Linked DNA regions of Mus musculus: all the other regions are linked to region 1. A link is a loop called in an ENCODE intact Hi-C map of the cell type or tissue named here. Cell type or tissue: heart. All regions are shown on one strand.

The links. Hi-C counts contacts between places; a loop is a spot of excess contacts. Peaks named below come from ENCODE experiments on the same cell type or tissue, not always from the same donor. Only the 100,000 strongest peaks of a DNase experiment are listed, where the experiment ranks them.
Region 2: a loop joins it to region 1, with 2.5 times the contacts of the local background. A loop is called at or near these places in 6 of 42 quality-filtered maps.
Region 3: a loop joins it to region 1, with 2.5 times the contacts of the local background. A loop is called at or near these places in 4 of 42 quality-filtered maps.
Region 4: a loop joins it to region 1, with 8 times the contacts of the local background. A loop is called at or near these places in 7 of 42 quality-filtered maps.

The regions. Positions count from the first base shown.
Region 1 is chr5:146,978,474-146,986,473 of GRCm38, reverse strand. It overlaps the pseudogene Gm46936. Among named protein-coding and RNA genes, the nearest start is that of Mtif3, 19 kb to the right of the region's middle. In heart, no CTCF peak of the experiment used is centred here; a DNase peak (open chromatin) is centred at 3,073; H3K27me3 peaks cover 3,490 bases.
Region 2 is chr5:147,112,591-147,120,590 of GRCm38, reverse strand. No RefSeq gene overlaps it. Among named protein-coding and RNA genes, the nearest start is that of Polr1d, 39 kb to the right of the region's middle. In heart, CTCF peaks have their summits at 925 (motif pointing right) and 4,762 (motif pointing right); no DNase peak of the experiment used is centred here.
Region 3 is chr5:147,289,303-147,297,302 of GRCm38, reverse strand. Gm35112 (a long non-coding RNA gene) reads left to right here. Exons shown (of 4, transcript XR_868711.3): 2 at 2,693-2,780; 3 at 2,886-2,983; 4 at 6,815-7,119. Among named protein-coding and RNA genes, the nearest start is that of Gm35112, 4.7 kb to the left of the region's middle. In heart, CTCF peaks have their summits at 3,020 (motif pointing right) and 3,983 (motif pointing right); no DNase peak of the experiment used is centred here; H3K4me3 peaks cover 276 bases; H3K27me3 peaks cover 5,456 bases.
Region 4 is chr5:147,315,710-147,323,709 of GRCm38, reverse strand. It overlaps Urad (ureidoimidazoline (2-oxo-4-hydroxy-4-carboxy-5) decarboxylase), which reads left to right and starts at 1,270. Exons shown (of 2, transcript NM_001039678.2): 1 at 1,270-1,553. The coding sequence starts at 1,379. In heart, CTCF peaks have their summits at 6 (motif pointing right), 3,822 (motif pointing right) and 5,450; no DNase peak of the experiment used is centred here; H3K4me3 peaks cover 154 bases; H3K27me3 peaks cover 7,216 bases.

The DNA.
Region 1 (8,000 bases):
CTGCCGGGGGAAGTGGAGGAGGATAGCGCTTTCAGCTTTCAGGCTGTGGAGACGAACGACTCAACAACTCAGCTGCACCGCAAGGGAAAACAGGCTTTGCTAACTCGCTTTCTAATCAGGATCATGAGACGTTTTACAAATTAACCACTTTCCTCCAACACTTACCATATTGAGTGGCTCTAGGTACAGCCATCAGGGCGGACTCTGCCATCTGCATTTAGAAAATTGCCTATACATTTATTAAAGTGAAATTCACCCATTAATTAATGCCGTTCCCCCTGAAGACTCTCATTAGCACATTGAGCTAATTGCTGAAACCGCAGGCCCAAGGGTTGGTGGCGGGGATTTTTTTTGTGTGTGCTTTTTTTTTTTTCCTCCTATTGCAGTAAAATTCGCTCCAGCTTTACCCTTTGTGTGATTTGCAAAAAGATATGACGGTATGAGAATAAGCTTTGGCAGCAGGAACTGAGTCAACTTGCAGGGTCCTTTTCCTTCTGTGTGAGGTACGGACAGCTGGGTACCGCAACAAGGGATCCTTCAAGCATGAGATTGGCCCCAGCGCGTAGCCAGCGCGGTGCCAGTGCCCCGGATGTTGGGCTTGGATGGTTATGAGACCGATTTTGGAAGAGATTCCCAAGGCCCGTTTGGAGTGTTCTGCCGTACACTGTATCTCTTCTCTTCCCCAGCATCCTGTGGCTCTCATGTCCTTTCCAATAAGCAGATAACAAAGAGGGCTCAAACAGATCAAAGGGGCTTAGGTGTGTTTCTATCGGTGGGAGGAAGGCATCCGGCACACCGGTGCACTCTAGAGACAGGGCCTTCGAACTGTGGTACAGACCCGCCCCGTGCCTCCCTGTTAGCCCCAGTCCTCAGTGTTTCAAAGATCTTTATTCACTCTAGCAGGCCGGAGGCCCTGGGTTCGTGTCCCAGCACCAGCAATACCCAAACATCAACAATATCCTGCTGGTTGATTAGGCAGGAACGGGACAAGCTTAATCTCTTACACTCCACAAATGGTGTTTGAGGTTCGTATTTCCAAGCTCACTTAGCATGTTGCCCCGTGGCACCCCACAGTGGATCCCTGGGATGTTGGGGTAGTGAGATAAATAATGAAATTCCCCACCTATCCTCTAGGTTCCGATCCCCGGAGCTTCAAATGTTACCTCACATAGCAACAAGGGAGGACTTTGCAGATGTGACAAGGTAAGGATTGGAGACTGGAATGGGATCCAAATTATCCAAGAGGCCTTGACAGCCACTGGCATCCACAGGAAAGCAAGACAGAACATGAGTAAGCCAAAAGCACGTACAGAAACTCTGGAGCCCACTTAAATCCTCTGCAGGAAACAGAAAACTTTCCCCTAGGCTCTCCAAGAGAAAGGCTTTGAACCTCTGGCTGCCAGAATTGTAGGAAAAGCAGGGTGTGAGGTTCACAGCTGTTCCAGTTGTGTTCTCTTGCTGTGGGAAGGACACAAGGAAGCCACCAGGTTGCCTGGATCGGGTAGAATGGAAGCTTGGAGCCGCTGGACTTTCTTGCCTTACAGACAGGCTATAAGATGCAAACATTTACCCTCTGAACAGCAGGAGCTGGGTGACAGGATAGCTTCCACCCTCCAGGGTGACGCTGACAATCTGACCTTGGGGAGTTAGAGCTTGCCTCACTTCCCCACCTTTAAAGTGGTACGAATGCCTGATTCCTATTGGGTAACTTGCCAGGGTGAGATGAAATCTCAGGTATCGTACATGCCGCACACAGCAAATGCTGTGCACGCAACAGTCTCATTGTCACCTCCTGGACAGTTTTCTACTGTAGGAGTGGCACCCACTGTCCCTGCCTGAGTCTGCCCTGCCCAAGATGATGAAAGACAATATAGATCAAAGCATCAAACCCGGGTCTACACATGAAATTAATTTATGACCCAAAGTAATTTCACACAATATTATTAGTGTGTGTGTGTGCGCGAATTTTGAGTGTACTGCCTCCTTTCCCTGAAGCAAATACCAAACAACTCAGACAAAGAGGAATTTCACTGCAATAGAAACTCACACGAGCACACTCACACACACACACTCCACACACACCACACACACACACACACACACACACCACACACACATGCTCTTCAGGCTCATTGTAAATTATATAAATACTGCTGCCTCACACTCCTGGCTGACCATCCCTTTAAGGTCCCTAACCTAATTATACCACTAAAACCCCCTTTGCTCTGTAAGGGCCCGCAACCACAGATTTGAGGGTTTTTATCATCATCTTTAAATGTTTTAGGGACTGCAACTCTGTCACCCTCCTGCATGTTCAATACCTCTTGCTGCTTAAAAAGTGGGGGGCTGGAGAGATGGCTCAGCAGTTAAGAGCACTGACTGCTCTTCCGGAGGTCCTGAGTTCAATTCCCAGCAACTACATGGTGGCTCACAAACATCTATGAAGGGATCTTCTGGCATGACTGCTAAAAGGTATGGAGACCTTTAATCCCAGCACCAAGGAGGCAGAGACAGGTGAATCTGTGAGTTCAGGACAGCCAAGGCTACATGGTCTCAAATAAGCAAACAAATAAAATCCACTAATCTGGGACAATAATTCTGTCATGAGCGGTAGCAGGGTGAAATTTTTATTTCAAGAACTTTCAGACGGGTGTAAAAAGATCTTCCAGCACATGGCGGGAAGGGACCCATTTTCTCAAAGAAGGGGTGGCACCCGAGATTGTTTTTCTGGTGAGTTTAGCTAAGTCGGCCACAGCCCCCACTTTGTAGAGCAGCCAGCTGGGATAGAGGTAATGGTCTCTGCCTAGGAAGCCCAGGGCAATCAACAGTTTCCTTTGAAAGCAGAAACATCTAACAGGCACAAAACATTGCTTAAATCCAGAGAAGTAAGACTTCTTGTGGAGGAATGGCCTTCAAACCATGTACGGTTCATCTTTGAAGACCCTCAAGATTCGAGTCCTGCCCAGTGTCTGCAGCTGCATGGATGCCTGAGAAGGCTAGCATTAAAGACAAGGGAGCCGATGAGTGGTCAAGGCAGGTTTCAGGACGACTTTTCAACAGTGACACCCAGTGGCCGCCATGTGAAACTGCAGGCCTGGCTCCTGGAGACTTCGGCAGGTAGGGTCCATGGGGAATCAAGCGCTCCTAAGCAGCTCAGCTGGCAGACTTGTTAGAAGGGAACTTTGTGAGGGGCATACGAGGAATCAGAGAGGCTAGGTAAGACCTGCTACTGGGCATGGGTGAGGGTGGCTTACAAGATACACCTGGCTTCTTTTCAACTTCCTTAGTGACTCCCATTCTGAAGAGGAGGGTCTTCTGCAGTGAGCACCCCATCTGCAAGGCCTGTGCCGGTGTGTGGCCCGCTGTGCCCCTTCACAGGTACCCTACGCTGTTGGGTAGGTGCACACACCCAGGGCCCAGAGTGCCCTCAGGACTCTGGGGCTTGTGAGCCCAGTTAAGTTTTTAATTTTGCCTCTCTTTTTTGAAACAGGGCCATACTATGTAGCCCAGACTGGCCTCAAACTCATGATGCCCCAGCCTCAGTCTGCCAAGGGCTAGGGGATTAGAGATATGAGACCCCATGCCAGTTTCTCTATTAAAAACATAGAGTGCTTTTGCTGCGGATGTTGCATGCAGAGGAGATGTAGATAGAATCCATCTCAGCAAAAAGCAGACATTTCCTCCCTATTTGCTCGGAGTTCTGCTCTGTGGAAGGAGAGTGGTCCGGGATGTCCTTATGAATGAAAAGGGGGGTTAAATGCATAGATGGAACCAGCTCTACTGACAGCCAGAGAGGAAGTCCCCAGGGAGACATCCCACATAACAGACCTTCCCTTGTCAGCCTTGGGGGCCCAGCTCATAGGTCCTCCCGGGAGTCCTGGCTGTGCTCTGTCCCAGTGTTTCTCACTGAACGATCAGTGTGTGAGTTTATGTCTCTCTGCTGTGGAGAAAGGGACTGGTCAGACCTGTGGCTCTGGGCGACCAGGGATGTGGCCGGTTCTTGGCTCTAAGCTCACCTGCAGAGGAAAAAGTCCTGGCCCCCAGTCAATGGTGACTTGACGGTCACGCTGAGCAATCCTTCCGGTAGGAATCAGTTCCATGGTCAGATTGCTTCTATGAGAATGATCCACTGCTGGAGACAGGGAGGGTGTTTGTGTCTTGCAAAGATCTCTGTACCTTAGAAGGCACCAGAGATCCAGAACTCCCAACACCCTCTCTCCAAGGGAAATGCTGCCTTGCCTGTGTGTCTGGGATGCTTTTGGGGAGCAGATGTGTTCTGAGCCATAACAAGCTTTAGGCTAGATCTGCAGTGTGGGAAGAGAGAAGATTTGAAGCCTCATAGAGCATAGGCAGTCTGGGCTGCTTGACTCTGTAAGTCCCCTGGACCTGCACGGTGGGAAGATGAGTCCTTGATGAGAGGAAGGTGGGGTTAGGGTGTGGGGTACCTCACACAGAGTCAGCCTCTAGCTACACCCACCCCCAACGTCCTTGATGAGAGGAAGGTGGGGTTAGGGTGTGGGGTACCTCACACAGAGTCAGCCTCTAGCTACACCCACCCCCAACATCCATACCTCATCTAACTCCCGCCTATCCAGCGGCTGTGGTCTGGTGGCCTTCCCTCAGAAGCCAGGCTTACGGAAAGCCTAAACACTAGGCCAGGCTCTGATGATGAAGGGAAGGAAGGCTCAGGGTTATCTAGATGTGCAATGGCAACTATGAGCCATGCAGTGTGGATACACAGAGTACCCTGAGAGACACCGGCACTCCTGACCTTAGGCAGGTAGAAAGAGGAGAATCCCTGCCAGGCCGGGCTGTGGGGGAGTGAGGAGAATTGCCAGGGGCAGGAGCCAAGAGTGTGGAGCTGAGGAAGCACAGGGAGGCAGTCCCACAAGGGCACATGCTGGCCAGCAGGGCAAAGATCAGGACCTTCTTGCTCCATCTGGGCACAGCGGGGTGGAGGGGAGAATACAGTCAGATCAGCGTATTCAAGATGGACATTCTTACACACTCCAAGTAACACTAACAAATAAGTGGATACGCAAGCTCTGCCTTAAAGAGAAAGAAGCCCTGGCACCACTCTAAGGACAGGCCTCACGTATCTCCTCTGGCCTTTGAACCTCCTGGGGGAACAGTCTGTCTTCCAGAATGTCAGCTTGCTGTTTGTCCCACTGAAGCTGAACTTGTCAACCGCCAGGTCTGAGCACAGCCTGGGATACAAACCACTTGTTATCCTATGCTGAGTGGTGTCCCAGAGACTGGTACCTCAGGACCAGTGCTTTCCACAGTTTCAGGCTAGGGCTATTTGATGTAAGAATGGCTAAATGAGTCTAGTCATGGCCAGGTAGCCAATGCACAGCAGACCTGTGGGAGGTGGGATTTTTGAGAACGCTATCTGACCAATCCGAGTCTTCACCTATCGTAGAGTTTCATGGCTGTGAAGAGACACAATCCCCAAAGCAACTTTCTTAAAGGACAACATTCAGTTAGGGCTGGCTTACAGTTTCAGAGGTTTAGTTCATCATCTTCCTGGTGGGAAATATGGCAGCATGCAGGTAGATTTGGTGCTGGAGAAAGAGCTGAGAGTTCTATCTACATCTTGATCCAAAAGGCAGCTAGAAGGGAACTCTATTCTGTCCTAGGCAGAGCTTAAACATAGGTCACCAAAGCCCATTCCCACAGTAAGGCACCTCCTCCAACAAGGCCACACCTCCTCCAACAAGGCCACACCTCCTCCAACAAGGCCACACCTCCTCCAACAAGGCCACACCTCCTCCAACAAGGCCACACCTCCTGATAGTGCCACTTCCCATGGGCCAAGCAGACTCAAATCACCACACTATCACAAGAAAAAGGCTTCCCCCATAGGCAGCATGCTCCAACTTCCTGGGTTTGGGACTTTGAGGATCATGATGAAAGGCCTGCCATGTTAACATTTCCACAGGCTATCCAAAGCTGACCTGTGATGGTGACCGTGGAAGAAATACTGGCTTTACATATGCAGTAGTCCCTTTCCCCTTAAACACTATTTCAATTATGTCTGGTTAACTATGGTCTGAAAACGTCAGATGGGAAGTTCTAGAAATACAAAATTTGCAAGTTTCAAACATCTTTTATTGCAGCACTGTTCTATTTTGTAATCATTGATGCTAATCCCAGCTGTCACAACAGATGCTGTGACGTGCAGGCCCTGTGTTTAAGCAGGGACTGTCAGACGTCCTTAGCGTCACCCCCTTCCTCATTCTCAGAGACATCTGCCTCTCTGTGTTTCCAAATGAGCACAGTGGGGAGGCCAGAGGCAAGTGGGGTGTGCCTCCCCTGCACCCCAGAAGCAGAGTGTTTCTGTATCACGTGTCAAGGTGGTCCTCAAACACACAACTGAGAGCCGGGAACTGTTCAACCCAGTTGTACTTGCTAAGGGAGAGAACAATTTATTCTGTTGAAAAAAAAAAGAGAGAGTTGGGTTTGAATCTGTGGCCATTGAGTTCAAGGCCAGCCTGGTCTAGAGTGAGTTCCAGGACAGCCAGGGCTACACAGAGAAACCCTGTCAGCACCGACCTTAAACTCAGGAGGTTGCCACCAACCAGAGAATCATGCATCACCCCCAACCCATGGAGTCACCACTGGCCAGTTGTGCCTCCTGACTTTGGATGTTCCTCGACATCGATTCTTCACGTTTTACCTTCTGCCACCCTCAGTTTGTCTCCAGAATGTATATTTCTGTGTAGCCCTGGCTGTCCTCAACTCACTCTGTAGACCAGGCTGACCTTGAACTCAGAAATCCACCTGCCTCTGCCTCCCAAGTGCTGGGATTAAAGGCGTACACCACCACTGCCTGGCACACAAAGCTGACAGCCTGTATGCAGTCCCTGGGAGCCACATGGTAGAAGGAGAGAATCAACTTCTGTGAGCTGGCCTCTGGTTATGTCTCTGTGTTGTACCTGTGGCCGGCCCTCACATGTGCACAAACGATGAATAAGTAAAAGTAATTTTGAAAAATTAAACTGGCCGGGCAGTGGTGGCGCACGCCTTTAATCCCAGCACTCGGGAGGCAGAGGCAGGCAGATTTCTGAGTTCGAGGCCAGCCTGGTCTACAGAGTGAGTTCCAGGACAGCCAGGGCTACACAGAGAAACCCTGTCTCAAAAAACCAAAAAAAAAAAAAAAAAAAAAAAAAAAAAAGAATGAATAAACTGTATCCCAAGAATCATCAATGGGATTAACAATTCACGCTGTCTCGGTTCCTGTTCTGCACATGCGCAGTTGAGGTAGCGATCCGACCACGTCTCTTGTTTTCATCTTTTACATTCTTCTACCACAAAGACGGTCAACGTGCCTAAAACCTTAAGGACTTTCTGTAAGAAATGTGACAAGCGTCAGCCTCACAAAGTGACCTAGTATAAGAAGGGCAAGGATTCCCTGTAAACCCAAGAATCGCAAGCAGAGTGGCTACGGTGGGCAGACAAGGCCAATTCTCTGAAAGAAGGCCAAAACCACGAAGAAGATTGTGCACGGGCTCGAGTGTGTTGAGCCCAACTGCAGATCCAAGAGGATGCTGGCCAGTAAGATGTGCAAGCATTTTGAACTGGGAGGAGAGAAGAAGAGAAAGGGCCAAGTGATACAGTTTCTAAAATTTCTGTTGTCTAAGGAAAATACTGAGGCAGTACAAAAATTACCTGTTAGAAAATAGTTATTGTCAGTGATATTAAAAAAAAAAAATCACAGCCAGGCTTAGTGGCACACGCCTTTAATCCCAGCACTCGGGAGGCAGAGGCAGGCAGATTTCTGAGTTCGAGGCCAGCCTGATCTACAGAGTGAGTTCCAGGACAGCCAAAGCTACACAGAAAAACCCTGTCTCAACAAACAAACAAACAAACAATCACAGTTGATATAAAAAACAAACAACAAACCAGCCAGTATTGTAGGCTTAGATTTTTCAAAACCTACTTTAATAAGGGTTCATATACACTTCAACTTACCTTCTAGCCTGTCGACCAAAGTTATG
Region 2 (8,000 bases), 130 kb before region 1:
GTATGATTAGTTGTCCTAGCTTAGGGCCAAGAGGAGCCACAATTGACCAGGAACAACCACATGAATTGATAGTCAAATCTAATTCAGAGAGACCTGTGTCTGCATTCTTTCCATAGTTTACATATTAAGGGGTCTGGAGAGATGGCTCAATAGTTAAAAAAAAAAGTGCTGGATATTGTTCCAGAGGATCTGGGTTGGAGTTGTAGCTCCCATGTGGTGGCTCACAACTGTCTGGCCCCAATCCCAGGAGATGTGAGACCCTCTTCTGGCCCTGAGAGCCTGTGCATATGTGGTGTACAGAGATACATGCAGGCAAAATAACTGCACCCATCAAATAAAAATGAAGAGGAAAATTAAATATTAAAACAAGCCAAAGAACAGCTTTATCACAGAGAATAAACTAAGCAGAAGAGTCCAAGGAGTTATACAAGGAATAAAACTCAAATTTCAGATTTCTCCCAGTTAAGTAATAATTTTGCATTTATACTGCAAAGTCACTGACTTAATATTGATTAGTTTGAAATCATTAATCACGTAAAATTATATATTATAATAGATATAAATATATAACATGTTATAATATAGTATAATTACATATTTATATATAATATATTATATTATATAATTATGTTATGGTAATTTATTATAATGTATAACTGTGATTTTTTTTTTTTTTTTTTTGGTTTTTCAAGACAGGGTTTCTCTGTATAGCCCTGGCTGTCCTGGCACTCACTTTGTAGACCAGGCTGGCCTCAAACTCAGAAATCCACCTGCCTCTGCCTCCCGAGTGCTGGGATTAAAGGCGTGCGCCACCACGGCCGGCTTAACTGTGATGATTTTTAATTTATTTAAAGATTTGTTTATTATATTTGTATTTATATTTATGAGTGCACTGTAGCTGTCCTCAGACATACCAGAAGAGGGCACCAAATCCCACTACAGATGGTTGTGAGCCATGTAGTTGCTGGGAATTGAACTCGGGACCTTTGGAAGAGCAGTCAGTGCATTTAACTGCGGAGCCATCTCTCCAGCTTCAATTACTAGAGCGGTAACTCAGAGATAGATTGCTTCACTGGTACACATAAAGCTTTGGGTTTGTTTCTAGAACTTCCGCCACAAGACAGGTACAAAGGCTGCTGAAGAAAACCACAAGCAAGGGGCCAGAGTGAGCGGGGCTGGAGCGTCCAGCTGTCGTCCATCTTCACCCAGATTCCTGACCTTTCTCATGTAGGGGGAAGGCTGTGCTGAGGTGGCTGTTTAGTATCTCCTATTTAAAACAGCCACTAATTAGCTGACCAGGTAGTGAAGTCATTTGAATGATTATTGTAAAACAGGATTTGGGGGATCATTTCAAAGCTCTAAGGACTTAGGCCCAAGTGTTGTGACACAATTATTTGACACAGGAGGAGTGCATGAGTTTCCTTTGGCGGGGGGGGGGGGGGGGGGCGGGGGGCGGGGGGGAGGGGGACACGGACGGACACTTTGTTCTAAATCAAGGGTCTGTGGTTAAAGACTTGGTTGAAGACCATGCTTGTGAAGCCACAGAGCAGCAATGTGGAGGCACTGGGCAAGCAACGAGCTGGGATGCAAATATCACAAGGCTGGTGTTAGAAACATCTATCTATCCAGGGCCAGGATCCAGACTCATCTCCAAGGAGGCCCTGGACATCCTTGTGACTGTTCAAAATGAGCGTAATCATTAGGAGCTACCCAAAACCAATGTAGTAAGCAGTAAGTAATAATACCAGTGGACACACACACACACACACACACACACATGCACGGAGAGCCTCTGTGCCTATATACACACACACAGACACAGACACGGAGAGCCTCTGGGCACACACATACAGACACACACACACACACACACACACACACACACACACACACACACGCACAGAGGGTCCTGATTCTGTTTGTTGAGAGATGAAACCCCCTCCTGCTACATTATCCCATTGATGGAAAACATTTACATCTCCTTTGTTAGTCAGTTTTCTGTAGAAATTTTATAACCACAAGGCAGCTCTATTTGGTTGCTGTGTTCCCTGAGACGTGTGGCTGAGGGGCTAAGGCGCATGTTTTCGTTCCAGAGCCAAAAAGTTGTGGCCTTAAACTTTAGTCTGTCATACATCAAATCTGCCAAGCTTTTCCACTAGAGTTCATGGTTTTTAAGTTCATTGTAAATAACTCAGATTGATTTTTCACAAGAGCGGGACGGGGCGGGGCGGGGCGGGGTGGGATGGGGGGGGGGCGGGGCGGGATGCTTTACCCTAATGTTGTGCACTAGGAACTATAATAATATTCATTGTCAAGTGGATTTCTCAAGAGGGAAGGGGGACTTAAATGAATAAAAATACTTCAAGATTTAAATCAGTGTTTTGTGGGTTGACTTTGTTTTTTTTCTAACTCTAGTTTTTGTTCAGGAGAGAGAGACAGAGACAGAGAGAGAGACAGAGAGACAGAGAGAGAGAGCTTTGGCAGGGCTGGAGAGATGGCTCAGCAGTTGAGAGCGAGCACTGGATGATCATACAGAGGACCTGGATTTCAATCCCAGCACCCACATGGTGGTTCATAACTGCCTGTAATGCCAGTTTCAGGGGATCCAACGCCCTCTCCTGGCCTCCTAGGGCACTAGGCATGAGTGTGATGTGCATACATATGTGCAGGTAAACACATAAGTAAAAATAAATTAATAAATTTTGCTGGGTGGTGGTGACTTAACCTTTAACCCCAGCACTTGGAGGCAGAGGCAGGTGGATCTGTGAGTTCAAGGCCAGCCTGGTCTACAGAGAGAGTTTCAGGATGGCCAAGGCTGGACACAAAGAAACCCTGTCTCAAAAAAAATCCAAAATAACTAAATAATAATAGTAATGATAATGATAATGATAATAATAATAATAATAATAATAATATCTTTAAGACAACCCAGTGGTAATGTTTCTCAAGAGATAGGCACTAGCCAACTTCTGACACCTTTAAGAGTCACTTGTTGGAGAAGATGGGACCTGAGTAAGCCCAATAACTCTGAAAATATTTTCAAAGTAACCAATCCCTTGCATGTCCTTTCCCCAAAGCATTTCTCTGAGCAGAGTCATTGCAGCTTGCTACTGTGCATCAGCTACCATTTTCTTCTGGAAGCAGAAGCTCTATGGTGACTGGGAATAAGGACCTCTCCTGAGAGCTGGGGATTGCTGGGTGGGGTGGGGGTGGGGCAGCCAGTGCTCAGGAAGACTTCAGATGCGAAACAGAGAAGCCAGGCGCAGGCTGCAGGGATGAGCTTCTCCAGTGTGTAGCCAGCCACTGGCGTTGCCTGTTTTCTGCTTGCCTCATTTCCAAGCCAGGATACAATGACTCAAAAGCAAAGCAGGGATACAATGACTCAAAAGCAAAGCGGGCAGGGAGGAGACTGTCGTTCTTTGGATCCCGAGGTCCCCAGCCAGCCTGTTTTCTTCATTCTTCACAGTGCTGTTATGTATGGGAGGGAGTGGGACCTTTAAGAGGTGTGGTCTACTGGGAGATGACTCTGTGTCTATGTGTGTGTTGAACTCAGGACCTCTGGAAGAGCAGTCAGTGCTCTTAACCGCTGAGCCATCTCTCCAGCCCTCTGCTCTGTTTTCTAAAAGACTTTAGCTGAAACAAAGGAAAAGTATATTTTGAAGGTAAGGATATGTTTGCCCCCAAAGTTAACTCTTTGCTTAACAGCTAAAAAACATCTTTTTTTTCTTTTAAAAAGTGAAGGTGCTTACAGCTGTGCACATCGCTCTTAGGACTGCTCTCACCGTATCTTGGGTTTTAGTGTGTCACCCGTTTTCTTAGTTCGCGTGTCTTCCATCTCTCCTATCCCCTCTCCACTTGACTCTCTCTATTGCTGAAACTATCTACTGTGTCTCGTATTCCTAAGCTTTCAGTGTATGCTTCCTTTTACTGAATTCCTTTCTCTTCTCCTGTATTGCTTGCTTTTCCATTCAGCTATTTATTTGTGTCCTCTTTGGATTCATTTACAACTTTACTTGTGTCTACTTTGACGTGGTTAGACAATCTTCTGTTCTCCTTAAAAGTCCTTGTCAAGGGGCTAGAGAGATGGCTCAGCAGTTATAAGCACTGACTGCTTTTCCAGAGCTCCTGAGTTCAATTCCCAGTAACCACATGGTGGCTCACAACCATCTGTAATGGGATCCCATGCCCTCTTCTGGTGTGTCTGAAGACAGCAACAGTGTATTCATCCATTAAATAATAGTGGTAGTAATAATAATAATAATAAAGTCCTTGTTGAGAATTTAATGTAATTTACTCTTAAAATATTTTTTAGAATTATTTAATTGTATGAGTGTTTTATGTTTATTTGTATGAAAGTTTGTCTATGTATCACATGCCTGGTGCCGGCAGAGACCACAGAAGGTGTCAGATCCCCTGGAACTGGAGTTACAGATGTCTGTGAGTTACCATGAAGATGTTGTGAATTGAACCCAGGTCCTCTGGAAGAGCAGTCAGTGTTCTTGCATGTGGAGCCATCTCTCCAGCCCCCTAATTTACATTTGTGGGGGGAAGAGGTTGGAGATATCACTGTAAAACTGGTATTAGGAAGCAGAATTACACTGCCTTGACTTTCCATGTTAACTTATTATTACTCCGTGCATACACAAGTGTGATGTGCATGTGTTTGTGCATGCATGTGGGTGAGATGCGTGAGTATGATGGGTATGCCTGTGAGCATACCTTTTGGTCTATATGTGCACCACATGTGTGCAGTGCCTCTAGACACCACAAGAGGGCATCAGATTCCCCTGCAGCTGGAGTTGCAGGCAGTTGTCGGCTGCCTGGGTGCTGAGAATTAATTTAGGCCTTCTGAAAGAGCAGCCAGTGCTTTCAGCCTCTAAGCCATCTCTCCAAACCCACAGCTAACCTCTCCACCCACCGGGGTCTCTTTCTGTAATCCTGGCTGTCCAGGAACTCACCATTACACTTGGGTTGTCTTCGAACTAACAGAGATCCGCTGGCCTCCCAAGTGTTGGGATTTAAGGAATCCACCACCCCACCTGGCTCTCACAGTAAACTCCTTAAAATTCTGGTAGCTACTTAGTCCTTAGACAATAGTCTTGGAAGACACTACAGTGTCTTCCATATAGAAAAGCATGTACTTCAAATCAAGAGTTTAAATTACTCTATTCTGATATATCACTAAGTTTCCTTGAACTATGGCACTTGGCCAGACCCTCCAGAATCATATGCAATGCAGTGTAGCTGCATGCATACATGGTAGGGCATGTAGGTGCATAAAGCCCTGGGATTGACTCTCAGCATTGCATAAATCAGGTGTGGTGGTGGGTGTCTATAACCCCATCACTCAGGAAGTGGGGGCAGGAGGGTTACAAATTCAAGGTCATCCTTAAGTAGACTTTGAGGCCAGTCTGGGATAGATGAGACCCTGTCTATAAAGAAAGTACTAATAATTTGCCGTTTAAAATCATATAAAGAAAGAATGTGACATACATTTGTCTTCTTTTTGTCTCTTAGGAATAAAAAAAATGTGTAACTTTTGTAGCAAACAAAACAAAAAAACAACAACAACAAAACCTTAAAAAAAAAAAAAAAAAAAGAGTATGTAAAAAAGAAAAGACTCCCAAGACTACAGCGCCTCTCTGTGGTTCTGCCCAGTACTTTCCCTCACAAGTCACAAGGGCTCCGGGCTTTCAGCAGCTGCAGCTCGGGGCGATCCTTGGGCTGTGAAACCTTTTGTGTGCAGTGGCAGGGAAGGATGCTAAGGACTGAACGTGAGGACACTAGCAAAGCCATTTTGCTTTAAGAAAAATTCCTCTCAGGGTGGCGCAGTCTGTGCTGACCATTGTCATTTTCTTTCCTCATTTCAGTGGTCTCACCTCACTGTCTTTTGGTCTGGCTTGTACCGGTGACATTTTGTGTTTGCTTGTCTTAAGGCATGGCTTCACTCTGTAGCCAGGCTGGCCTGGAACTTACTATGTGTCTACGCTGACTTCAATGTAATGGTTAGGCTCCTCCCTCAGTCTCCCAAGTCCCGAGATTTCTTGTATGGGCCACCACGCCCAGCCATGACGTTCTTCATCATTCTGTTTGCCTGCATGCACTGCAACTTCCTTTGGCTGTTTGTCATGTCTCTTTACCGATGGTTTAAAGTGGTTTGGGTTTTAGCCATCGTGTTACCTACCCAAACTTTTTAGTACTGTGATGAGAGAACTGAGCAAAACCTCGTAAGGAAGGAGAGGGCAGTTTGGATCAGCTTCGGAGTTCATTCCATTTACAGCAAGGAGGGGGAGGCAGGGTCAGAGTTTGCCTTGTTGGAGCCAAGAAACTGAGAAAACACCCCCACCCAAAGCTTTCTCCTTTGCCCATTTTTATTCTCTCTGGGTTCCTAGCCTGTGGAATGGTTCAGGGAGAGTCTTTACCTCTTAGTTAACTCTTTCTAGAACTCCCACATACACAGCCAGAGGTAAGCATTGAGAATCTCCCAGGTGCTTCCCAAGCTGGCCACTTTAACAAGCATGATGATGAGTAAGTCTACCTTGTGCCCACTTGACATCAGTGGCCTTCGATCAGATTTCAGTTCTGGCCCCCAAAAGGCTCAAAACCACAACACACACACAGGCCACCTCCAAGAGCTTCCACAGCCTCAGCAGTGCCAATGGCATTAGCAAGCTCAGGCTCAAAGCTTCCTTGGAGACTGAGGCGAAGTCTTAGATGTGATAGGATATTCAAACAGAAGACCTTTAGGAGGGAGAGAAGGAGAGACAGCATCTGAGAATAAGTGGGTACGCCTTTCTGTGTGTTGTGTTCGGTCTCCTTGCCTGCCTTGTACGCCTATCTGGGTCCCCAGCTATGGGATGGTACAGCCACATCCATGGTGGTCTGCCTGCTGTACCCACTCGTCTCTGGGAACACCCTCCCAGATATACACAGAGGTGTGCTTCACTAATGTCTTGGGCACTTCTTAATCTATCTAGCCAGCCATCATGTGTGCCTTGCTGTGTCTTCCTTCACGTCTCTGTGTTTCTTAGCCTTGGAGTTTGTTGAGCTTTTTGTGTTTGTGCATTTACAGTTTTATTCATTTTGTTTTGAGACAGTGTCTCACTTGTAGCAGATCCAGAACAATGTAGCTTAGGCTGGTCCTGAACTCACAGCAATCCTACCTCATTTTCCAAAGTGTTAGAATTGCAGGCGTGAGCCGTCGATGTGAGCAAGCCGCCAGTGTGAGCCATTAGTGTGAGCCGTCGGTGTGAGCGAGCCATCGGTGTGAGCCATTAGTGTGAGCCGTTGGTGCGAGCGAGCCATCGGTGTGAGCTGTCGATGTGAGCAAGCCGTCGGTGTGAGCCATCAGTGTGAGCGAGCCATCGGTGTGAGCCATTAGTGTGAGCCGTTGGTGCGAGCGAGCCATCGGTGTGAGCTGTCGATGTGAGCAAGCAGTCGGTGTGAGCCATCAGTGTGAGCGAGCCATCGGTGTGAGCCATTAGTGTGAGCGAGCCATCAGTGTGAGCCGTTGGTGTGAGCGAGCCGTCGGTGTGAGCCATCAGTGTGAGCGAGCCATCAGTGTGAGCCGTTGGTGTGAGCGAGCCGTCGGTGTGAGCCGTCGGTGTGAGCCATCAGTGTGAGCGAGCCATCGGTGTGAGCCATTAGTGTGAGCCGTTGGTGCGAGCGAGCCATCGGTGTGAGCTGTCGATGTGAGCAAGCAGTCGGTGTGAGCCATCAGTGTGAGCGAGCCATCGGTGTGAGCCATTAGTGTGAGCGAGCCATCAGTGTGAGCCGTTGGTGTGAGCGAGCCGTCGGTGTGAGCCATCAGTGTGAGCGAGCCATCAGTGTGAGCCGTTGGTGTGAGCGAGCCGTCGGTGTGAGCCGTCGGTGTGAGCCATCAGTGTGAGCGAGCCATCAGTGTGAGCCGTTGGTGTGAGCAAGCCGTCGGTGTGGCTTAGATTTTGTTATATTTGGAAAACTTTTGTCAGTACTTTTGCACGTTTTTCATGATTTCTTCC
Region 3 (8,000 bases), 310 kb before region 1:
AGGATGTTATGAAGTTAGGTATAGAAAACAGCTTAGAATGTATTATTACTATTATTGTGAGGCTGGGTTTCTCTGTATAGCCCTGTCTGTCCTGGAACTTGCTGTGTAGACCAGGCTGGCCTCAAACTCACCTGCCTCTGGAGTACTGGAATTTAAGGCATGTGCCATCACAACCCCCCAATTCTGAACTTCCCCCCCCCCCCAGACAGGGTTTCTCTGTATAGTCCTGGCTGTCCTGGTACTCACTTTATAGACTAGGCTGGCCCCAACTCAGAAATCCGCCTGCCTCTGCCTCCCGAGTGCTGGGATTAAAGGCGTGCACCACCACGCCTGGCTTTTTTATCTTTTTTTTTTCCTGAATTTTTTAAAAAAGGTAATTGTTCTTATTTTGCCTCCAGACATGCATGTCCCTGTAAGAATGTCAGGTCCCCTGGAACTGGACACAGTTGTGAGCTACCATGTGGGTGCTGAGAATTGAATCCAGGTCCTTTGGGAAGAGCAGTCAGTGCTCTTAACTGCTGAGCCATCTCTCCAGGCCCCCAGTTCTGAAAATCTTTTTTTTTTTTTTTTTTTTTTAAAGATTTATTTATTTATTATATGTAAGTACACTGTAGCTGTCTTCAGACACTCCAGAAGAGGGAGTCAGATCTTGTTACGGATGGTTGTGAGCCACCATGTGGTTGCTGGGATTTGAACTCCTGACCTTTGGAAGAGCAGTCGGGTGCTCTTACCCACTAAGCCATCTCACCAGCCCCCTGAAAATCTTAAGAAAAAAAAATTAAGCTAGTTTTAGTGGTCCACATCGTTTAATCCTAGCACCCAGGAGGCAGAGGCAGGAGGAATCTCTGTGAGTTTGAAGTCAGCCTGGTTTACAGAGTGAGTTTGAGGATGGCCAGGATTACACAGTGAGAGTCTGTCTTCACTTTTGTTTGTTGGATATAGGCTCTCACTGTGTAGCTCTGGCTGTCCTGGAACTCACTAAACCAGGCTGGACTCAAACTCTCAGAGTTCCCTGCCCCTGCCTCTTGAGTGCTGGGATTAAAGGTGTGTACCTCTACGCTGTGTCTGAGATCCTGTCTTAGGAAGAAAGAAAGAAAGAAAGAAAGAAAGAAAGAAAGAAAGAAAGAGAGAGAGAGAGAGAGAGAGAGAAAGGGAGGGAGGGAGGGAGAGAGAGAAAGAAAGAGAGAGAGAGAGAGAGAGAAAGGGAGGGAGGGAGAGAGAGAGGAAGGAAGGAAGAGAGAAAGAAAGGAAGGAAGGGAGAGAGAGAGAGAGAGAAAGAAAGAAAGAAAGAAAGAAAGAAAGAAAGAAAGAAAGAAAGAAAGAAAGAAAGAAAGAAAGAAGAAGAAGAGCAGGCTTAGAGTAGCACACACTAGACATTCTTTTGGGAGGAATCCAAGCAAAAAGGGAGGGGGCTGGCGTATGCGTAATCTTTTGTCTTCTTTGTCTCTACTACTCAAACACGAACATTTGCCTTAACAACTGAGCATCTCCAAATTGGAATTTGTGACTAGCAACAGCAGGTATTGATACTATCAGCTAAGTTACCAAGCCCTGGAGTGAAATGACCAGTTTATTTCCTGCAAGCTCCGGAACAGCTGATGCTTGACATTTTCCCAGGGATGAAGCGGGCTGCTCAGTCATCTCTCCATGCACATACATTCCCGTGCACAGTAATGCTCAGCTCTCATGCATTGGGCTCATGTGGCCAGTATTTTGGTGGTAGTAGAACCCCAGGGAGTTCACGGACATCAGTTTTAGCTTCTTTTCTCTTTTCTCGGGGCTCATGCATTGTCACAGGACGTGTGAGGTTAGCCGCTTATTGTCATAGCACCTTCTACCTGTAGCAGGAAGGACAGTGTAAGCTTTCGGAAAAACAAACAACAAACAAACAAACAAACAAAAACGCTACTTGAGGGCTAGAGAGATGGCTCAGTGGTTAAGAGCACTGGCTGCTCTTCCAAAGGATCGGGGTTCAACTCCCAGCACCCACATGGCAGCTCACAATCATCTATAACCCAGTTCCAGGGGATCTGACGTCCTCACACAGACACACATGAGGACAAAACATCAACAACATCAATGTGCATAAGAAAAAAATACATAATTAGAAAATGCCACTCGAAAAGAAAATCCTCTTTAATTTCAGGAAAGCAAACACAGAAAATAAGAGTTAATCACCGTTATATAACATACAGTGCTCTGTTATGTGGCATCTAGGTTATTTGAATTTATTGATCAGTGGTAACATCCAAATAAAGATTAATTACCTCCACCACAGATTTAGGAGTTGTTAAAAGTGACCTGGGCCACGTGGCTTTAATCCCACCACTGGAGAGACCGATATAGGTGGATTTCTGTACATTTGAAGACCAGTTTAGACTATATCTATCCAAGCTTCAGGCTGGCCAGGGCTACACCGTTGAGACTCTGTCTCAAAGAAACAAAGCAAAATAAAATCCCTCAAACGAATTAAATAACTAAACAAAGTTACTTTAGACCAACAAGAAGTAGCCTGAAACTCAGGAAGTAGCTGAGGCTGGCCGGCCTTGAACTCCTAATCTTTCTGCCTGCCCCTCCTAAGTTACAGGCATAGCTCAACAACAGCTTTGGCCCACAACTTTCAGTTTATTCCTTCTTCACTCTACCCCGGAGAAAACAGTTTGAATTTGAGCCTGATTTTTTTTTTCTACAGAATTCCTAATTGTCCGAAATATACTTGGGGAAGCACCGACCACATATCATAATACCCGTGTGCAACCAAGCCACTACGGAGAACAAAGGTCAGCCGACTTCGCGGCAAGTACCTTTACCGACTCAGCCATCTCGCCAGCCCCACTGTTTTTAATTCGAAACGCTAAGGCAGCAGCCTTGTGTATCTCCTCCAGGTAACAGGAAGAAGTCATTCCAGCTTCCTGAAGGCACAGCCCAGGCTTCTGCGCCTTCCCCAAGGTCAATGGAGCAGCCTGCCTCCCAAGGCACACAGGTGAGTCGCCTTCCTCTGGAGGAGGGCCAGAAGGCGGCGCTCTAGCCCCGGGAATGTGTGCCCCGGGAGCGGTCACAGCGTCTCCCTAAGCGTGGCGACCCGCAAAAGACTGCAGGAACTCAAAGCCCTTGCACCGCCTCTTCCAATGCCTGCACCTAGACGCATCATTGTGAGATTCAGAGCACTTTTTAGCACTTCTTTGAGGAGCTTAGTTCCGATGAGAGCCTTTTCTAATTACTTGTCTAATTAAACGCTGACTTTTAATAGTTATATTTATTTTTAGAGATAGGTTCTCACTGTCGCCCTAGCTGGACTGTAACTCCTTAAGTAGTCAAAGCTAGGATCTGCCTGCCTCTGCTTTCCAAGTGCTGGGGTTAACTAAGGACATATGCCACCACGCTCAGCTGTTTATATGCTAATTTAAAAATAAATATTTATGTGAGTTTGCTTGCCTGAGTTAACATGATTAGAAGAGAACAACATCAGATCCCCTGTAGCTGGATATGGTTGTGAGCCTGTGGGTATTGGGACCAGCATTCGGTCCTCTGCAGTCCTAGATTCCCTCCCCCCCCCCCACCGCCCCCGCCCTGTGGGGTCAGGGTAAGGGTGGGGTTGAGACAGGGCTTCTCTGCGTATCCCTGGCTGGCCTAAACCCAGGCTGGCCTCGAACTCACAGAGATCCTCCTGCCTCTGCCTCTCTGCCCCTCTGCCCCTCTGCCTCTCTGCCTCTGCCGTGCTGGGAATAAAGGCAGGGGCCAATAGGGCCCCAGCTTGATTCCCTCAATTTTAAACAGCACAAGCCTCTAAATTCGGAGCAGCGGGCAACTGGCCATCCGGCGCTGACATGCCTGGGGCTAGGAGCACCTGGAGTGGCCTCAGGCCAGACCCTGCTGAGGGCCCCAGGCTGCCCAGCTGATTTGTGCAGCTGCTGCAAATCTGTCCCTGCCAATCACCTATCCCAGTGCCGTACTCTTTTGCGGCCGCATGCGCACAAGGGTCCACTAGGGGGCGCTTGCTGCTCAGGCTGAGCTCAGGGAACCCTGCGACTGGAGAGCAAGGTAGGGCAGTTTGGGCACAGCAGGATTGAGTGGCACCCAGGGCCGAGCAGCAACACTCCGCCCCTGTCTCTGCTTCTTGGCTTGGTGGCCAAGGACACCAGGCTGGGGTCAGCCTTAGGGGGATGTTTCATGGCACAAGGTGTGAATGGACCTGCACATTTCTGCCTTTCCGGGTTGCATGTATATTTTCTCCCCTGACTCCTCTTTAACAACTGAAGGCGAGGTGTGCAAGCTGTGTGTACCAGGACCAGGTCCAATCTCATCTCAGCCAGAGGGATGCCTCTGGTTTGCCTCTCATTGTCATCAAGTCTTGCGCAGTGGCCTGCAGCTACCGTGGGTGCCATTGAGCCCAGGAATTTAGCCAGTCTGAGTAATGTAGCAACAGCCCCTCCTCCCCACCCCTCAACTCCAGACGTTTTCCTGGCTTCTGGCAATCTGGTTTCTCCTCTTGGCTTAAATTAGTGGGTCGGAGGACTGGTGTCAACCTGGGCCCCTTTTGGGGTGTGGAGAAGGACGAATGACTCAGTCGTGTGTCACAGCTAAATAATTTACTCAGGGCCCTCTCTTTGGGGAGTTTCCTTCCCCGCACCCTGCTTTTGACTTCCTGCTTTGTGAAACCCTGGGAAGAGAAAGGCTGGGTTTTAATATAAGTTAATGTTTACTGTGGCGGAGACACATGTTTCTCCAAACACCTACCCTTGCGCTGTTCTCCCCACTCCCCGCTTCCTCTGAGTAAACCTCTATCCTCCAGCGAGTCTTTCAGAAATGGAGCCATGACTTGGACACGAGGGTACATTCTGAAAATCGGGAGTCTAGAGAGTAAGAAGAAGGGCAGTTGGGCCCTGTTCTTCTCCCAAAACCACATTCTTTCCTGGTTTCCAGCAGAGCCGAGCCTGTGGCAAAGGTCGGGCTTGTACACAGTAGCTGCCACAGACAGGAGTAGCGCCCCCTTTCCGGCTAGCCTCGCCCCGACCCCTTAGAGGGCTGGAGAACACAACCTTAGAGATAAGCAGAGGCAGGCTCGGTGGGGGAGAGGAAGTGGCCAGCAAGCCAGCCAGCAGAAGTGGAGAGGCAAATTCGCTGAGTTTCAACACCCAGAAAAGATGTTAAAATGGGTGGGTGGGAGACACCGTACAAAGAACACCCCTGTCAAAGCCTGCCTGGGGTTGAGGTTCTATTAATGCACACTAACAACTCCCTCAGACATTTCCTGCCAACGCCAACACATTTAAATGGTGCAAGGGTGAAAAATGGGAAAAAATATGCAAACGTTCTTTCATGACTGTGTACATTCTAGCCGGCTGGGTTATTGATGTTGCTCTGGCTTAAGCAATTCCAACCAAGATTTATGTGTGTGTGAGCTGGAGAGATGGCTCAGCTGTAAAGAGCTCTTGCAGAGGACCTGGGTTCAGTTCTCACCACCCACACAAGGGTCATGACTCAGTCACTCATATGGTGCCCACTGTAGATATGTACGGGAAAAAACACAACCGGGAAAACAAAACCAACAAAAATACCCAACACTAAATCAATCAATCAATCATCAATCAATCAATCAATTTTAAGTAAAAAGAATTGTATTGTATACTTACACATATATGAAATAGTCTTTCTTTTCTAATATTAAAAAAACATAAAAATGGAAACTAAGTCATATTTACTTCTCTATCTTCTTCTTTTTTTGTTTTTTTGAGACAGGGTTTCTCTGTGTAGCCCTGGCTGTCCTGGAACTCACTTTGTAGACCAGGCTGGCCTCGAACTCAGAAATCCGCCTGCCTTTGCCTCCCGAGTGCTGGGACTAAAGGTGTGGGCCACCACGCCTGGCTGTAACTTATTTTCTAAATCTGGTATTGGAATGATGTGTTTATTTCCTAAATCATTTTGTGTATGCCCAACAGATACTTTTTTTCTTAACTTCTTTTTTTTTTAATTTAGATTTATTTATTTATTTTATGTATGTGAGAACACTGTAGCTGTACAAATGGTTGTGAGCCTTCATGTGGTTGCTGGGAATTGAACTCAGGACCTCTGGAAGAGCAGTCAGTGCTCTTACCTGCTGAGCCATTTTGCCAGCCCCAGATATTTTTTTTAATATTCATTTTATGTGTACGAGTGTTTTGTCTAAGTGTGTGTCTGGTGCTTACGGAGATCAGAAAAATGACATCAAAACCTCTAGAACTGGAGATATGTATGGGTGTGACCGATCATGTGGGTGCTGGGACCCAAATTTAGGTCCTCCGAAAGAACAAGTGCTCTTAATGGCTAAGCCTTTTCTCCATTCTCACAGCAGGTTATTTTGGATGTCTATTCCATTAGAAAATATGTATTGTGATTTAATTTTTTTTTATATGTATGTGTCTAGGTGAATACATGTGGTTGCCCATGGAGGCCAGAGGAGGTGTGTGAGCCTCTGGAGACAGAGTTATAGGTGGTTGTGAGCTGTCCTAGCGGGTGCTGGGAACTGAACTCCGGTCCCCTAGAAGAGTGGCAAGTGCTCTTAACTTATGAGTCATTGGGGTGGGAGTTTCAGGATTCTTTGGAGACTCGGTTTTCTTGTGTGATGTTTTCTGGAGCTGTCTTACGAGAGGATGTTTTGTTGAGAACAGACACATGCTGTTTTTCTGGGAGCTGCCTGGTGTAAGAGCATGTGACATGTTGCTGGAATGGACGCTTGAGAGGATGCGCCATGTTTGAAGAGAGCATAACCCAGCAGACTGTGGACAAGGCTCTGGCATTGACTCACCTTGCTCTCTTCGCCGATCTTCACTATCAGGACTTCTTAGAGAGAAACACACCAAAGAACGTCTGGTGATATTCCAGCTGCTTCTTCAGGCTTCAACCAGCTCATGCCAAATGGCGAAGCCTTGCCCTTTCTTCTGGATGGAGCCACTGCTGCTGGATCAAGTGGACTGGACTGCTGACAACAAAGATGGGAATTGCCCCACAGAACTACTTCTAAACAGGTCCACGTCCCCATTGTCCTATTAGCCATCTTCCTTCCCTACCTTTGGTCAGTTGGCTCTAAGGGAGGTTTAAGCATTTTAAAACCTTTATTAAATTAGGTTTTGAGAAATACAAGCCTACAAGCCGTCTCTTCAGCTCCCACTCTCAATGTTTATATATCAACACCAGAATTATACTTTCAGTTACTCAGTCATTTCTTTTCTTTTTTTTTTTTAAAGATTTATTTATTATTATATCTAAGTACACTGTAGCGGTCTTCAAACACCAGAAGAGGGTGTCAGATCTCATTACAGATGGTTTTGAGCCACCGTGTGGTTTCTGGGATTTGAACTCAGGACCTTCAGAAGAGCAGTCAGTGCTCTTAACCACTGAGCCATCTCTCCAGCCCCAGTCATTTCTTTTAAATACTTACTATACACAGGATGCTGGGAAACATCAGGAAGTATCACAGACGAGAATTAATGCTCGAGGGTCAGGAAGTGTTCAATTCCTATGGGAGACACTTAACCATTTAAATGTAGGAGTCAATGAACACTTGGGTTGTTGGGTTTAACAATAACAAGTTTTAAAACTTGTAATAGGTAAACCTCTATCTATCTATCTATCTATCTATCTATCTATCTATCTATCTATCTTAGGGTTTTACTGATGTGAACAGATACCATGACCAAGGCAACTCTTATAAGGACAACATTTAATTGGGGCTGGCTTACAGGTTCAGAGGTTCAGTCCATTATCATCAAGGCAGGAGCATGGCAGCATCCAGGCAGGCATGGTACAGGAGGAGATGAGAGTTCTACATCTTCATCTGAAGGCTGCTAGTGAAAGACTGACTTTCAGGCAGCTAGGATGATGGTCTTAAGCCCATGCCCACAGTGACATGCCTACTCTAACAAGACCACACCCACTCCAACGAGGCCACACCTCCAAATAGTGCTACTTCCTAGGCCAAGCATATACACACTATCACACTATCACACTATCACACTATCACA
Region 4 (8,000 bases), 340 kb before region 1:
GATTGTACCAGCAGGGGGCGCCCGAGCACCACAGTTTCCGAAACAGAGTGTCAAACACCAGGTTTGACTTGTTACTGCCCCTTGGTACCTAGAAGGGCAAATATTGGGCGAAAGGAAAACAAGGCGTCTTTGGGGAGAATTTGTCCAGGGTGCAATCGTTTCTGGACTCGCGATAATGAGCGCTTTTCGTGCTTGTTCCTAGTCCCACACTGAGTTCTCCTGAGATCAGAGCCCCTCTCCTTCCCACACACTAGGGCAGGGGCGCCTCTCTTTGTGGCGCATGCCCCTACCCCACCCCCTTGCTGTGGTCTGTGGTCTTTCTAATCTTTTCTAGGCTGTTTCCCCTCCCCGCTCCCCCCTCCATCCCCCACCCCACCCCTACCCCGTGAAGAACACCACCAGTAACAGCCTTAGATAAACTGCTGCTGTGATAAAACACTTACCAAAAACAATCTAGGGAAGGCAAAGGTTTGTTTCAGTTTATAGTTTATAGGCTGTTGTTGAAAGAATCCAAGCCAAGAACTCAAGGTGAGAACCTGGAAGGCAGATTCAACCCTCTCTTCTTGGGCACAAACACACACACACACACACACACACACACACACGCTTGTACACATACAAAATACACCTAATTAAAAAAATATTTTTTTAAACGAGAGAAGATAGCACACTCCACCAGAGGCACCTTACCCTGTTCTGTTTACACTAATTAAGTCTATGTGGTGTTAAGCATTTAGAGTTCAAAGAAAGATTAAAACGCAGTGCCTGTGCTCTAGAGCAACAGCAAGGACAGATGAGGTGCTTGTGAGTTACCGTGTGGGTGCTGGGGACAGAACCAGGGTTGTCCCTGAGGACACTGTCCTGGTAATCCAGGCAGGTCACAGGGCCACCTGTTTGGTCTGCATGTGGTACACAGATTACATGCAGGTAAAAGCATACGTGCACACAGACAAGATGGTAATGGCACCAAGTGTCTGTCTCATTACATACGGCCACCGCCGCCACCTCTTGTTATGGCAATGCCTCGGGTGGAATCATTCTTTCTGCAGAAGTCTCTGCTCTCCTGATCATAGCCTTAAGCGGAGGTGGCGGATAGCTCAGTATTCGGGTGCTCCTCGAGCATGCGTGAGACCCTGGGTTCTGTCTCCAGCACACATATTACCCCTACCACCAACAAAACAGTTAAACCTGTGTTTCTCATCGCAGGACCGTTCTGGATAAGCTCCTCCCAGAGATATTTAAACCAGGGTCAGCTGCCCTTGCACAGGGCCAGCATGTGTGTTCAGCAAACACAACCCATGAGGAGGAATTAGCTCACTCGCTCGATGAGAGCGGACCACAGGCAGGGCAGAACACTGCCTCCAGTCCAGGATCAGCCATGGACATGGTGAAGGTCAATTCCATGGACTTCGGAGAATTTGTGGATGTGTTTGGGAACATTGTTGAGAAATGCCCTCTGATTGCCGCTGCTGTCTGGTCCCAGCGTCCATTCTCTGGCTTGGAAGACTTAGAAAATCACTTTTTTGCCTTTATTGATGCTCTCCCGAGATCAGGTAAGACTTCAGGACCGTGTGCGCGAAGTCATTTTCAATATTGTATATAAAAATATTTTAGATTACTTTAGCCTCCTTACTCAGTTATTTAGCCGGGATTATTAGAAGGATCAGTAGACATCCTTTCAAACGCTAGTCTCTTGAAGGTGGACACAAGAACATGGGGGCGGGATGGGCAAGGTAGCATGGATGGCCGAGGACAGCGGAGGCAGAGGGAGGACAATCTCTGAGGTCGAGACCAGCCTGATCTAGAGCGAGTTCCAGGACGGCCAGGGCTATTGGAGGTCAAGAATGGGAACAGGGCAAAGGCCTTGGTGACTCAGAAGCTGAAGGCCCACTTTGGCAATGCCCTGGATGAAAGAGAGGATAGCGAGGACCTCCCAGGGACCCCAGAGAGGAACGGGAAGCGCTGAGCGATTTTCAAAAAAAAAGGGCCGGTTTGGACCAGACAAGGATGCATTCATTTAGATCCCAAGACTCTTTGCAGAGAGAAGTAAAATGGGAGCAAAGCAATGTTTTCTGGGGAGAGTGGGCCACAGGGTGGGGAGAAGAGGGGGTAGAGGTTTATTCAGGATGGCACAGCGGCCGAAGGTCCAAAGGTACATAGTCCCTGTTCATAGGCTACTATGGGTTCTGAGAATAAACCCGACATGCCCTTGGGGAACAAAGTCAGAGGGTAGGAGTCACCTGCCCTTGAGACTGTTCTTAGTCTTCGGTCAGGAGGGTGGTCTCAGGACAGAGCAGGCACTCGCAGCTGCGTTCAGTATGGCTGTGACACTCTGTGGATTCTCAGACTCCTCTGTATGGCTGCCTATGAGAACTTACAGAGGAAGAGCACAGGTCCAGGTTATAAAATCAAGCTGAGGACTGGAGAGATGGCTCAGCAGTTAGGAGCACTGGCTGCTCTTCCAGTGGACTGGAGATCAATTTTAAGCACACATTCCCCACCCCCCAAAGATGCTCGCAAAGGCGTCTAACTCCAGGATCTGGTGTCCTGCTCTGGCCTCCGTAAACACCAAGGACACATGTGATGTGCAGACATACATGCAAACAAAACACTCAAATATGTGAAATTTAAGTGTGTGTGTGTGTGTGTGTGTGTGTGTGTGTGTGTCTATCTGTCTGTCTATCTGTATGTATGTTTGCAAATCAACTAATCAACTCAGGGTCTTTCTTGCTTATCCTGGGCACTCTACCACTAAGATGTACTCAATCTTTTTCACAATGTTTCTAGAACAGAGAGAGAGAGAAGAGGAGAGGAGAGGAGAGGAGAGGAGAGGAGAGGAGAGGAGAGGAGAGGAGAGGAGAGGAGAGGAGAGGAGAGGAGAGGAGAGGAGAGTCTCAATGTATTTGAAGGGTCATTTAAAAATCCTTAATGGGAAGTGGTGGTGAACACTGAGAAGGCAGAGGCAGGCAGATTTCTGAGTTCAAGAACAGCCTGTTTTACAGACTGAGTTCCAGGACAGCCAGGGCGCTCTCTATACAGAGAAACCGTGTCTTGAAAACAAAAACAAACAAACAAAAATCCAACATGCCTGTGCATGCCAAGTGTACCACATACACGCAGATGCCTACAGAGCCAGAGGAGGGCGGCAGATTCCCCTGAAACTGGAGTTATGGGCAGATGTGAACCATCTGATGTGTGTGCTGGGAGCTGAAGCCAGGCCCTCTGCAAGAACAGCAAGTGTTCATCACCACTGAGCCGTCTCTCCAGCTCGATCCAAAGGCTTTTGAAGAAAGTAAGCACACTAGGCTTTTCTAGATTATCTAAAACAAAATCTAGAAAGATGCGCGTGTGCATGCACATGTGGTATGTGTGATGTGTGAATGTATGCGCATGCATAGGGGTGGGGTGCTGATTTCTTCAACTGAGGTTTCCTCTTGACAGATGACTTTGGTTTGTGCCAAATCGACCAAAAGGAACCAGCGTGTGTGCGTGTGCGTGTGCGTGTGTGTGACATGGAACTCTTCCTGGGTAAGGATTTGTTTGGATTATCTAAACAAACAAACAAAGGAGCGAAGAAACTTTCTCGCCGGACAGTGGTGCCTCATATTTTAAATCACAGCACTTGAAAAATAGAGGCGGGTGGATTTCTGTGAGTCTGAGGCCAGCCTTGTCTACAGAGTGTGTTCTAGGACAGCTGGGACTACACAGAGAAACCCTGTCTTGCCAAACAAAATACTTCCTTCCTTTCACAGAACTGAAAATTGAATATTTGGAGGCAAACTGGAGCTGACCTTCCATTTAGGTTAAGCTATGATGTGTAATGGCCAGTAGATGGCAGTACAGGATTAAGATTGGGCTCAAGCCCTCCTTAAAGCTCCAGCCAGTTATTCTCTCTGCTTCAAGCAGAGGCAACAGTCCTGGTAGAGGAAGAAAGGTGGAAACTCAGTACTGATTTGTGTCCAAAGTCAAAGACTGGGTTGGGGAAACAACATACTAAGCTACATCTCCAAACCAACAGCAATAAAACTTCTCTCTCCCTCTCCTCCTTCTCTCCTTCTCCCCCCTCCCTCTCTGCCCCACTCCACCCCCGCCCCCCCTTCTCAATTTCTCTATCTTTCTTTCTGGTTCCCTGTCTCTTCACTCTGCCCGTATCTCTCCATTGTGTCTCTCTGTCTCTGCTTGTATCTCTTTTTTTTCTTTGTTTTGTTTTGTTTTGTTTTGTTTTTTGAGACAGGGTTTCTCTGTGTAGCCTTGGCTGTCCTGGAACTCACTTTGTAGACCAGGCTGGCCTCGAACTCAGGAATCTGCCTGCCTCTGCCTGGGATTAAAGGCATGCGCCACCACTCCCGGCTGCTTGTATCTCTTTCTTCACCCTCTGTCTCTCTGTCTTTGTCTCTAGCAAATAATATGCCCCTCCCCCAGGGGTGTGTGTGTGTGTGTACCTTTGCCATACCAATACCATTGTGTGGACTTTTGGGGGAAAGCTGTATAGAAGCTGCGTAGGCACAGGGAGATGGGTCAGGATGCTACTGCAGCCAGCCGTTAAAGGTGAGAGGAGAGGTTGTTTGGACTGTGGTTTAGGGGAGGGGGCTTAGAGAGAAGCTGCTGGATCCTTGCTGTAGAGTTCAAACTGAAGTCAACAAGATTTAGGAGGTGGGTTTGCCTGAGGGAGATCAAAATCAAGGAATGCTAGGTAACTTCCCAGTGTGTGTACATGCATGTGTGCACGCGTGGGCGTGTGTGCATACATGAGGTTGTAGAAGTGAAGTCTGAGAAGAGAACAATACAAGTGAACTCAAAACACCAGAATCAGGAGCTAGAAAGATGGCTCAGTGACTAAGGGCACCTACTGCTCTTGCAGGGGATCCCAGTTCAATTCCCAGAACCCACACTGTAGCTCTAAACGACCTGGAAGTTCAGCTCATGGGGTCAAATGTCTCTTGACTACAATGCACTCACCTCTCTTTCTTTCACACGCGCGCGCGCGCGCACACACACACACACACACACACACACACGTGTACATAGTTCAAAACAAAGAGACCACAGATGGAAACCCAGTGTGGTAGAGCTTATTCATAATTCTAACACTTTGGAGGAAGATCTGGGAGTTCAAGGCTGGCCTTGGCTAGATGAGACCCTGCCGCCAAAAAAACGACACTGTGGCTAAGAAGAGCAACTACTGCTCTTGCAGAGGATCTGAGTTACTTCAGCTCCCAGCACCTACACCCAGGACTCACAACCAGTCATTCATGGGCGCTAGGCATGTGCGTGAACATGCTTACATTCACACACATGTATAAACACACACAAAAATTAAAATAAAATAAATATGTAAAAGAGCTCCTTTTAAAATAACGGAGTAAATTTTTAGCAAGAAGAACGCTGGTAAAGGAACTGGTCTTTGCTAGGAAACACAGATGGTCCATTGTGTCAGGACTGGGAGCATATGACAGGGCAATGGGCAGTTGCCTCTTGCCCAGGGGGCGCTGTTGCCTACCCTGCCCTTCTCCTATGGATTCTGAAAGAGCGCAAATCTCCTATGTGCAGACACCTGTGTCCTGCGTTCTCTGTAACTAACACCCACCCTACGTCTACTCTGTAGTTATGACACCCAGTGGCATAGCTGGAGAGATCAGAATTTCCACAAAAAGTTTAAGAGGTGGGTGAGGGACTGGAGACTGTGCGGTGTTGGGCCACCCAAGTAGGGAGACTCAGGAATGCAGGCTGGCCATCCACAGTGTCCAGCCTCCCGCTGGGATTAAAGGGCACAGCTAGGGTACCTTAAAGGAGATACTGTGTTGGTGGGGACTAGCAAAGGCCCTTGCTGTGGGCCTGTAGGTAGATGCTATCCCCGGCAGTACCCAAGGCATCATGATTTGGAGCAGTGAAGGTGGGGTCTTTGGCTGGGCAAACCACCTTTGTTTCTTCTGAGTAGGTTACCATCCCAGAGTTCAACTGAAAGGGGTGTGTGTGTGTGTGTGTGTGTGTGTGTGTGTGTGTGTGTAAATTTCGGTTCCACTAATTTAGTGTCTTTTTTTTCCCCCCTGCCCTTTGCTCTACCCTATTCTGGGCCACTTTTCTTTCCCCTCCTCTTGTCCTCTCTGCAAGAGTAGAAAACACATCTCACTGTTGGGTGAACATTAACCCAGGCGATGCTTTCAAGAGTGAAGATAAACCCTAGGAAGAGTGAGAAGAGAGATGTAAGGGCAAGAAGGTTTGTGGGACACTGCTAGGCAGCGCTCTCTGGCTTCAAGCTCCACCCATGCGCGCTGGGAGGCTGGTGAGGGACAGTGAGAGAAAAGACCTCCCCATTTCCTAGAATCCCACCTATAACTACTTCATTGACAGCTTGGAGTGCCCGGGAGGACGTACAGTAGAACAATTGGATCCCCCTTAGGGAGGGGATTCGGGGGGGGGGGCTGTTTGAAACTCAGAATAAGAGAGGCTAGATTGGGGGTGTGCAGTCTTTTAGTAGCAAAGAGATGCCTGACTCCCCTGCAGCAGCCCCAGCTGTGTGTCCATCCTGGAATTGGGTAGATGTGGGGCAACCCTGCTCAGGTCCTGGCGTGGCACCACCAGCCCCTGGCCCCCTGGGTGGGGAATTTAACACTCACATTTTCGCACCACACGGAAAAGCCCGGCTACAAGCTACAGTACAGAAGAGAACTCCCAACTCTGGGTGGCCTAGAGTCAGGGTACCCATGAAAGGGGAGTCAGAAACAATGGTGTTGGAAGACTGGGATTGGTGGCCTGACTGTCCCTTATGTTGGGGGGGGGGCTGTGGGTTTAAAGGGAAGGGTACACCTGTGACCTAGGGCCGATGATCTCACGTTTGTTTTCTGAGTCCTCAGTGAATGTCCGTTTTTAAAATATTTTTTATTTTTTATTTTTATTTATGAGTGCGTTTGTCACTTGTTTTTGTGCTTCGGTATCCAAGGAGGTCAGAAGAAACTGTCCAGGATTCCTCTGGAGCTAGAGTCCCTTCTATGAGACTCTAGCCATGAGTTAGCTTTTGCAAATGCTTTTTTTCCCCATCTTGTTATTGGGGAGGGGGGATGGGGCGGGGGGGGGCTACATTTGAGGAAGCGAGGGCTGCACCATGTTTAAAAGGGATTTTCCTCTTTGTGGGGTATTGAGATACATTTACTAAAGGACGTTTGAATTATTTCCCATTTCCAACAAAGCTTCACTTATTCCCACTGCCAAAGATAGACACCTGCTTAGTGAAGATGGGGGATGGGGGCTGGCAGTTATACCTTGTGGTTCCACTTTCGTGGACTTCCTACTAACATGAACTGCTTGGACATTTGGTGCCAGGTTGTGGGGAAACCAGTTATAGTAAGTTAGGTGTGAGGGCCCTTCCTTTTTACGGAGAGCTGTCCTTCTGGCCACATTTGAGATCTTATTGATCCCTAGAATTCCATTTCGTTCTTTAGGGTGCTTAAAAGACACAGTGTGCCAGAACACCCAAGAACCCCCTGGTGTTGGCATTAGAAACCCCGGTGCTACACCATAGCTAGGCTTTCAAGGCCTCCATGAACAAAAGCTTTTGTCCACTTGGGCTCTTTTGGGTTCTGAAGTCAGTAGGAGAAAGAATCACAACACAACCCCAGAAATGGGTGTCCGTCATTAAACAAAACAAAAGAAAGCAAACAAAACAATAACAAAAGGTCGAGCCACTTTCATACAAGGGCGGAAGAAATCCCGGTGAAATGAGTTTCTTTGCCCTTAATCGACCGGTGAGGCTCCTTGGCTGTCTCATTCCAGAGACCCAGAACTCAGAGTCACAAAATCTGGGCATTTATTTGTCAAGCCCCTTGGATATTATCCCCTGGACCCACCCCGCCCCTGTCTTTTCACCTTTGAGACAGTACGAAGCCCATTCCAGGGCTTTTGGCGGAAGTCTTCGGGCCCTCGCATCCGGCCCCCTTTCAACATCAAAGCCCCCCTGAGAGCAAAGGACTTTGAAAAGATAGGAGTAGCTGGGACCTCTTATC